Linked DNA regions of Homo sapiens: region 1 is linked to region 2. Evidence: read pairs that join two places in POLR2A ChIA-PET (ENCODE). Cell type or tissue: Panc1. All regions are shown on one strand. Each heading gives the region's core, and the rest is flanking DNA. Links, peaks and the distances in the headings are about the cores only. Region 1 has its middle 13 kb from the start of RTTN. Region 2 has its middle 12 kb from the start of SOCS6.

The links. Peaks named below come from ENCODE experiments on the same cell type or tissue, not always from the same donor. Only the 100,000 strongest peaks of a DNase experiment are listed, where the experiment ranks them.
Region 1: POLR2A ChIA-PET joins it to region 2 with 7 read pairs; 5 of 35 experiments call an interaction of 5 or more read pairs at or near these places.

The regions. Positions count from the first base shown.
Region 1 is chr18:70,216,481-70,220,881 of GRCh38, reverse strand. No RefSeq gene overlaps it. Among named protein-coding and RNA genes, the nearest start is that of RTTN, 13 kb to the right of the region's middle. In Panc1, for the core only: no CTCF peak of the experiment used is centred there; no DNase peak of the experiment used is centred there.
Region 2 is chr18:70,275,189-70,279,589 of GRCh38, reverse strand. No RefSeq gene overlaps it. Among named protein-coding and RNA genes, the nearest start is that of SOCS6, 12 kb to the left of the region's middle. RefSeq lists an enhancer at 2,076-2,576. In Panc1, for the core only: no CTCF peak of the experiment used is centred there; no DNase peak of the experiment used is centred there; H3K27ac peaks cover 239 bases.

The DNA.
Region 1 (4,401 bases), core at 242-4,241, 59 kb after region 2:
TGATTCCAACCTCCCTGTCAAGGCTCTTGACCTGACTCAGAAAGTCCTCAGCACCGATGAGTCCCTCGTGCCTCATTCCTGTGACATCGTCAAAGTGTTTGGTTTCCTATTAGTTAACTGGAAAAGGTCACCTTTGGGCAAAATCATGAAACTGCGATGAGACACTATAGGACTCCTCTACCATTAGGCATTTCTTTACACTTTTGAAATTTTTCTCTTATTAAAAAATTGTGATAAAATATACATAACATAAAATTTACCATCTTAACTTTTTCTTTCTTTTCTTTTTTTTTTTTTAGACAGAGTTTTGCTCTTGTTGCCTAGGCTGGAGGGCAATGGCGTGATCTCGGCTCACAGCAACCTGCGCCTCCCGGGTTCAAGTGATTCTCCCGCCTCAGCCTCCCAAGTAACTGGGATTACGGGCATGCATCACCACGCCCGGCTAATTTTGTATTTTTAGTAGAGATGGGGTTTCACCATGTTGGTCAGGCTAGTCTCGAACTCCCAACCTCAGGTGATCCACCCGCCTTGGCCTCCCAAAGTGCTGGGATTACAGGTGTGAGCCACTGTGCCTGGCACATCTTAACCATTTTTAAGCATACTGTTCAATGGCATCACGCACATTCACATCGTTATGTAACCATCACCACCATCCATCTCCAGAGCTCTTTTCATCTTGGAAAACTGAAACTCTGTACCCATTAAAAAGGAATTTCCCATTCCTCCTTTCTCCAGTTCCTGGTAACCACCATTCTACTTTCTGTCTCTATGAATTTGACTATTCTAAGTACCTTGTATAACTGCGATCGTACAGTATTTGTCTGATTCCAACCAAAATTGTGACTGGCCTATTTTACTTAGCATAATGTCCTCAAGGCTCATTCTTGTAGTAGCATGTGTCAGAATTTAGTTCCTTTTTAAGGCTAAGTAACATTCCATTAATTGTATATACCACATCTTGTTTATTCATTCATCTGTCAATAGAAACCTGAGCTGCTTCCACATGTTGGCTACTGTGAATAATACTGCCATGAACAATGGTGTACAAATATCTGTTCAAGTCTCTGCCTTTGATTCTTTTGGGTGTATACTCAGAAGTGGAATTACTGGATCACATGATAATTCTAGGTTTAATTTTTTGAGGAATAATCGTATTGTTTTCCATATGGCTGCACTGTTTTACGTTCCTACCAACAGTGCACAAAAGTTGCACTTTCTCCACATCTTGGAGAACACTTGTTACTTTTTGTTTTCGTTTTTTCTGATGGTAGACATCCTAATGGGTGTGAGGTGGTATCTCATTGTGGTTTTGATTTCCATTTCCCTAATGATTTGAACACTGAGCATCTTTTCATGTGCTTATTTGTCATTTGTACATCTTCTTTGGAGAAATATCTATTCATGTTCTTTTTCTCTTTTTATTTTATTTTATTTTTGAGATGGAGTCTCACTCTGTTGCCCAGGCTGGAGTGCAGTGGTGCGATGTCTGCTCACTGCAACCTCCACCTCCCAGGTTCAAGTGATTCTCCTGCCTCAGCCTCCCAAGTAGCTGGGATGACAGGCATGCGCCACCACACCTGGCTAATTTTTGTATTTTTAGTAGAGGCAGGGTTTCACCATGTTGGCCAGACTGGTCTTGAACTCCTGACCTCAAGTGATGAGCCTGCCTCAGCCTCCCAAAGTGTTGGGATTACAGGCGTGAGCCACTGCACCCTGCCCTCTCTCTTTTCAATTAATACATTTACATTTTGCTATGGACTGAATGTTTGTGTCCTCCCAAAATTCATATTTTGAAGCCCTAACCCTCAATGTTACTGTATTTGGAGACAGGGTTTTTAGGAGGTAAGTAAGGTTAAGTGAGGTCACAAGGGTGGGCTCTAATCCTATAGGATCGGTGGTTTTATAAGAAGACAGACCAGGCATGGTGGCTCATGCTTGTAACCTTGGAGCTTTGGGAGGCTGAGGGGGATGATCGTTTGAGGCCAGGAGTTTGAGACTAGCCTGGGCAACAGAGGAAGACCCTGTCTCTATGAAAAGTTAACGGATTAGCTGGGTATAGTGGTGTATGCCTGTAGCCTTAGCTACTCATGAGGCTAAGGTAGGAGAATTACTTGAGCCCAGGAATGTGAGGCTGCAGTGAGCCATGGTTGTGCCACTTCACTCAAGTCTAGGTGACAGGGTAAGACTCTGTCTCAAAAAAAAAAAGAAAAAATTGACACCAGTGAGTTTTCTCTCTCTGTCTGCCGCCTGAGGACACAGAGAGAAGATGGCCAGCTTTAAGCCAGAAGAAAGGTCATCCTCAGTCTAGCAGCTTGCTCACACTATTTCCATACTCTCTCTTCTTCCAAGTGGTGTGAAAAAATCATTGATTTTTTTTTAGGGAAAATACCCCTTAAAATAACTCTCTTATTAGAATGCAACCCATTGGTAGCTGATGTAGTTTGGCTCTGTGTCACCACCCAAATCCCATCCTGTAGCTCCCATAATTCCCATGTGTTGTGGGACGGACCCAGTGGGAGGTAACTGAATCATGGGGGTAGGTCTTCCCTGTGCTGTTCTCATGATAGCGAATAAGTCTCATAAGATCTGATGGTTTTATAGATGGGAGTTTCCCTGCACAAGCTCTCTTCTCTTTTCTGCTGGCATGTGAAATGTGACTTCTACCTTCCACTGTGATTGTGAGGCCTCCCCAGCCACGTGGAACTGTAAGTCCAATAAACCTCCTTCTTTTGTAAATTGCCCAGTCTCAGGTATGTCTTTATCAGCTGTGTGGAAACAGACTAATATGGTAGCCATGTGCTCTTATAGGACAATAGCATTCAGTTTATTCATTCATGCACTAAATATACTTATTATTGTCTCCTATGAGTTAAGAATTTGGCTACACTCTAGGTATAAAGTAGCAAACAAAAACAGAAAACTTCCTCTCACAGAATCTGCATTCCAGAAGAGATGATGGATACTAATCAAATACATGTAAAATTGGAATTATAATATGTCACAAAGGTGAAGAATATTGTGCTTCAGGAGTGTATAACAGAGGTTTTTGAACTTAGTCAAAGAAGGCCTTTCTAAAGAGGTTATGCTTGAGCCTATGAAAATATAAAGGGTAGAGAGGAGTTTATGAGTCAAATAAGGGAGAATAAAACATTTCAAGCAGAAATAAAACTATATTCAAAAGCCCCGTGGCTTAAAGGAACACAAAAAAACATCAGAGCTGTAAATCTGGCCAGAGTGGGTGGAGCACTGAGAGTGAATGGGAGCGTGGCGTGAGATGAGGTGGAGAGAGGATTTGTTCCACACCCTGAACATCATGTTTAGTGTTTTCTTTACACTAAAAGTAATTGGAAGCCACAGAGTATATCAAGCAGTGAAGTGGGGAGGGGTGATGTTACCAGATTTACATTTTGAAAAGATTGCTCTGGCTGCCTGCGGAAAATCGATTTGAGGGGACATACATGTGTATTTACATAAATCAACAATTTAGAAGGATAGATGATCCCTGAAATAGTCCCCAAATGTTTGGCACCAGAAGTGTTTCAAATTTCAGATTTTTTCAGATTTTGGAATATTTGCAACCCAAATCTAAAATTCCCAAATCCCACATGGTCCAATGAGCATTTCCTTGGAGCAAAAACCTTTGAGTGTCATGTTGGCACTCGAAACGTTTCAGGTTTTGGAGCATTTTGGCTTCTGATTTTTGGATTAGGGATGTTCAACCTGTGTTGGCTTTGGAGATATTTTCTATATAGGAGTAAGGAAGGAGAAGCATGAGGGTTCCTCCAGTATCTAGCTTGCAGAAACAGGGAGCCAGCACAGCTGTTCACCGAAATAGGAAACACTGAAGGAATATGATGTTTGGGAGAGAAGACCATGTGTTTAGATTTTTGTGTGTTGAGTCTGAGATGCCTCTGAGATTTCAGGCTGAAGATGCTGAGCAGGCAGTTGAGTACCCTGGTCTGGATCTCAAAAGAAAGAAATGGAGATATAAATAAATGTGTAAGTTGCTTGTGTTTGTTTTTAACTGAAACAAAAAATGTGAATGAGATTAGGGAGTGAGAGCAAATAGCATGGGCCCCGGCTTGAGAATTTCAGAACTTCCAAGATTACTGGTTTGTGAAGGAGATTTACCCTTAGTGCTAGGATTTAGAGAAAACACGTATTAAAACAATTCAACTTATTTTCCAATTTCATAAAATCTCTTTTAAAAAGATTAAGTCTCTTCTGATTCATGACTTAATAACTCACTTCCCAACAGAAATGATCTTAAGCATCACCTGGAAGTTCGTTCATTTATTCAATCAGAATACTTATTAAGCAGGGCTGGGCACAGTGGGTCACGCTTGTAATCCCAGCACTTTGGGTGGCCGAGGTGGGCAGATCACCTGAGGTCAGAAGTTC
Region 2 (4,401 bases), core at 292-4,291:
ACTAGCCAGGCATGGTGGCGCATGCCTGTAGTCCCAGTTACTTGGGAGGTTCAGGCAGGATTATTACTTTAGCCCAGGAATTAGAGGAATTGGAGACTGTGGTAAGCTATGGTAATGCCACTGCACTCCAGCCTGGTCAAAAGAGAGAGACCCTGTTTTAAAAAAGATAATAAAGAAAACAAGAACTGTTCAATGAAGCACTGTTTGTGGTAGTGAAAACCTCAAAACAACACAGTGACGACAATGCAAATGTCTACAGCTGGATAATGGGATAAACCAAATGACTTCCATTTCAACAAAAACATGAGTAAACTAGATTATATGTATCAACATGTATATATATTAAAGACATTATTTAGTGAAACAAAAAACTAGTTCTAGAAGGATACATACAAAACCAAACCATATATGTAAGGTTTGAAGCATTCAAACTAATAATATACAATGTTATGGGTACATGCATATATAGAAAAAGTACAAGGCTGAGTGTGGTGGCTCAGGCCTGTAATCCCAGCACTTTGGGAGGCTGAGGCAGGTGGATCACCTGGAGTGGGGAATTCGAGACCAGCCTGGCTAACATGGTGAAACTCTGTCTCTACTAAAAATACAAAATTAGCTGGGTGTGGTGGCGGGCACCTGTAATTCCATTCACTAGAAAGGCTGAGGCAGGAGAGTCTCTTGAACCTGGGAGGCAGAGGTTGCAGAGAGCCCAGATAGCACCACTGCACTCCAGCCTGGGTGACAGAGTAACACTCTGTCTAAAAAAAGCAAAAGTATATAAACATGAATTGGAAAGATACACACTTTAAGGTAGGTGTTATCCTTGGGACAGAGACAGGAGAATCATCAGAGAGGCATACAAAGGGGATTTTTCCTTAAAAAGGGAAGGACGTATTCTTCCTTCAAGAAATAACCCAAAAGAAAACAAAGTGAAATGTGAACATTTGTTAAATTTCAGTGGTGGGTACGTGGCTGCGCATTCTATTAGTCTGTGTTTTTTCAGCATGTTTGAAATTAAAAAAAAAATTTATATGAGGATTCTGAAGTCAAACCCAAATTCAAACCCCTTCTCTACTGCTCCTAGTACTCAAATACCATTCTGCCGCTAAAGAAGTTACGAATTGGCAACCACATACACGTGAGTGGGGAAAGTCCTATTTCTTTTTTTTTCTTTTTTTTTTTTTTTTTTTTTTTTTTTTTAAGAAAGAGTCTTGCTCTGTCACCCAGGCTGGAGTGCTGGAGTGCAGTGGTGCAATCTCAGCTCACTGCAACCTCTACCTCCCAGGTTCAAGTGATTTTTTTGCCTCTGACTCCCAAGTAGCTGGGATTACAGGCATGTGCCACCATGCCCGGCTAATTTTTGTATTTTAGTAGAGACGGGGTTTCACCATGTTGGCCAGGCTGGTTCCAAACTCCTGACCTCAAATGATTTGCCCCTCTCGACTTCCCAAAGTGCTAGGATTATAGGCGTGAGCCACCATGCCCGGCCCTTTTTCTTTATTTGCTTTAAATCAGGTGAAATACAGCCCAGAGCTTTTATCTTACTGGCTTGGCAGAAACATTCAACACTTAACTATTATTGAAAATGGGGTTTGAGCCGGGCATGGTGGCTCATGGCTATAATCCCAGCACTTTGGGAGGCCGAGGCGGGTGGATCACGAGGTCAGAAGTTTGAGACCAGCCTGGCCAACATGGTGAAACCCCATCTCTACTAAAAATACAAAAATTAGCTAGGCGTGGTGGCGGGCGCCTGTAATCCCAGCTACTTTCTGGAGGCTGAGGCAGGAGAATCACTTGAACCTGGGAGGTGGAGGTTGCAGTGAGCTGAGATCGCGCCATCACACTCCAGCCTGGGCAACAAGAGCGAAACTCCATCTCAAAAAAAAAAAAGAAAATGGGGTTTGTTTTACTTCTCTAGGTTTACACATGAATCTGCTAATGTGATTCCTGCAGACCCAGGGCCTTCTCATCTTCCTCTCCTTGTGGTTCCCCTGACATCCTATTAATCAGGTCTAAGTGGTCCCTAAAGAGCAGGCTTGGAGGTGGGATTCTTTGCTGTGTTGGGAGCTTGAGGTCCAGCCCACTCTTTTCTTGCCTTTTGAAGCGTTGCACTTGTCTTTAGTCATTTCTGTCAGAACTGGGATTCAAACCCACACCTGCATTCAGAGACCAGAAGCCATTTCTGCTTTTGACTCTCTCTGTTTGTGATGCCAGAGGAGAGAGGGAAATTTTCCCGCAGGGAAGGTTCTAACTGGCTGACTTGAATAATAAATGTCGTCAGGGAAATGCGGTTCTCTGGCTGACCAGGCTGGGTCCTGTGTCCACGCATGTCTGTGGAATTAGGCATGGAGCGGTCCACTTAAACTCTAGGGAATGAGTTTCCCATAAGGTAAAGATGGCAGTGGCACAGGGCAAGCCAAAAAAAAAAAAAAAAAAAGGAAGCCAGTCACAGTTAAATAAAACCGGAGCTGGGCAGGAGTTAATGCTGTGAGTGCAGATTTTATTCAGGAACTATTGCAATAGTGGAAAGAGACCTCAGTATAGAACCAGGCTCAATTCTAAATACAGCATGGACAAGTGGTCATTTATAGCCAAAAAGCAGGGTGGGGTCAGTGGTTGGAAAAGTACTGAGAGGAAACATCAGACGTAAGGGGGATTCTGGCTAAACCAACTTGACAGGATTCTTGCTGAAGGCGGGCCAGGCTGATCAGACATCACCTGGGGGATGGTGGGGATAAGGAATTTGACCAGATATTCAGGATGAATGTCGTTTGTAAACTGACTTAACAGGATTCTTGCTACAACTGAGTGATGCAGACTGACAGAAACCAAGGATGTCCACTGATTGTTGAGGGCTAGAGGGCTAAGAGAAGCCTGACTAGAGTTAGGTGGAGAGAGTATTTGTCAACAGACATAATAGATCTTACCTCCAAGGGTTTCTCAGGGGATTAAATGATTATAGAATACCCTTAGCACAGAGGCGGGCTGAGAGTAAATCCTTAATAAATGGCAGCTGTTATTACTTTTCTTTCATGGGCCTTATTATGACTGTAATCATGTAATTGTTCACATGATTGTTTGGTAAAGTCTTTCTCTCATGGGAGACTTCAAAATCCTAAAGGACAGAGGTTTCTTCATTCACCACTGTATCTTCAGCACCTGAAAGTGGGCTGGTACTCAGTGGGTGTTTAGTGAAACATTGCTGAATAAATGAAGGATTTAATGATGTCATCGTATTTGGTTTTTAAAAAATATATGTGAAAATACTAATTTTGTGTGGGACCACATGGATGATAGAAAAAGACTGATGATAAATTTATTTCACAGTGTTTTTATTTCCGTTCACAAAATTTCCAGATGTGCTTAGTAAAATTATTGCCAGCTTGTGAATGAGAATCTGGATGAGTAATTTATTCGAAGATCATACATGGAACTAATTATATAAGAGTCACTAAGTTTGCCAAACTTTTCAGTTGCTTTTAATTTAGTCACTCTTTAACAAACTTTATAACACATTTTCAAATCAGATTTTTGTTTATTTATCTCAAGTCATGTGTAAAGTCCCACTCAGAAAGATTTTTAGGTTCTAGATATAAATAAGGTTTTAATTAGAACAAGAACATATGTTCAAGGTTAATGACTTACTTTTATTTATTTATTTATTTATTTATTTATTTAGAGAGGGTCTTCCTCTGTCACCCGGGCTAGAGTGCAGTGGCACAATCATAGCTCACTACAGTCTCATATTCCTGGGCTCAAGTGATCCTCCTGCCTCAGCCTCCCAAGTAGTGGGACTATAGGTGGTGCCACCATGACAGGCTCAATATTTTCTGTGGAGACATGGTCTTGCAATGTTGCCCAGGCTGGCCTCAAACTCCTGGCCTCAAGTTATCTTCCCACCTCAGCCTCCCAAAGTGCCGACATTACAGGCATGAGCCACCACACATGGCCTAAGGCTAATGACTTTTACAAAGCCTAGTTCCTTATGTTAAAGAGAACTAGAAAGTGACAGTAGTTCAAGTAGCGTCTTTGTTCAGGCTGCTATAACAAAATACCATAAACTGGGTAGTGTATAAACAATGGAAATGTATTTCTTAGAGTTCTGGAGGCTGAAAGTTTGTGATTGTGGCGTCGGCAAATTCAGTGTCTGGTTGGGTCCTCACTGGTTTGTGAACAACCATCTTTTTGCTCTGTCCCCACATGGCAGAAAAAGTGAGCGAGCTCTTCAGCGCCTCTTTTATATGTGCACAAATCCCATTCGTGAAGGCGCCTTCTTGCGCTAATCATCTGCCAAAGGCTCTACCTCCCAACACTGTCACATTGGGGATTAGGATTTGAACATAAGAATTTTGAGAAGACACAAACATTCAGACCATAGCAAGTGATGAAACAGATTTTACT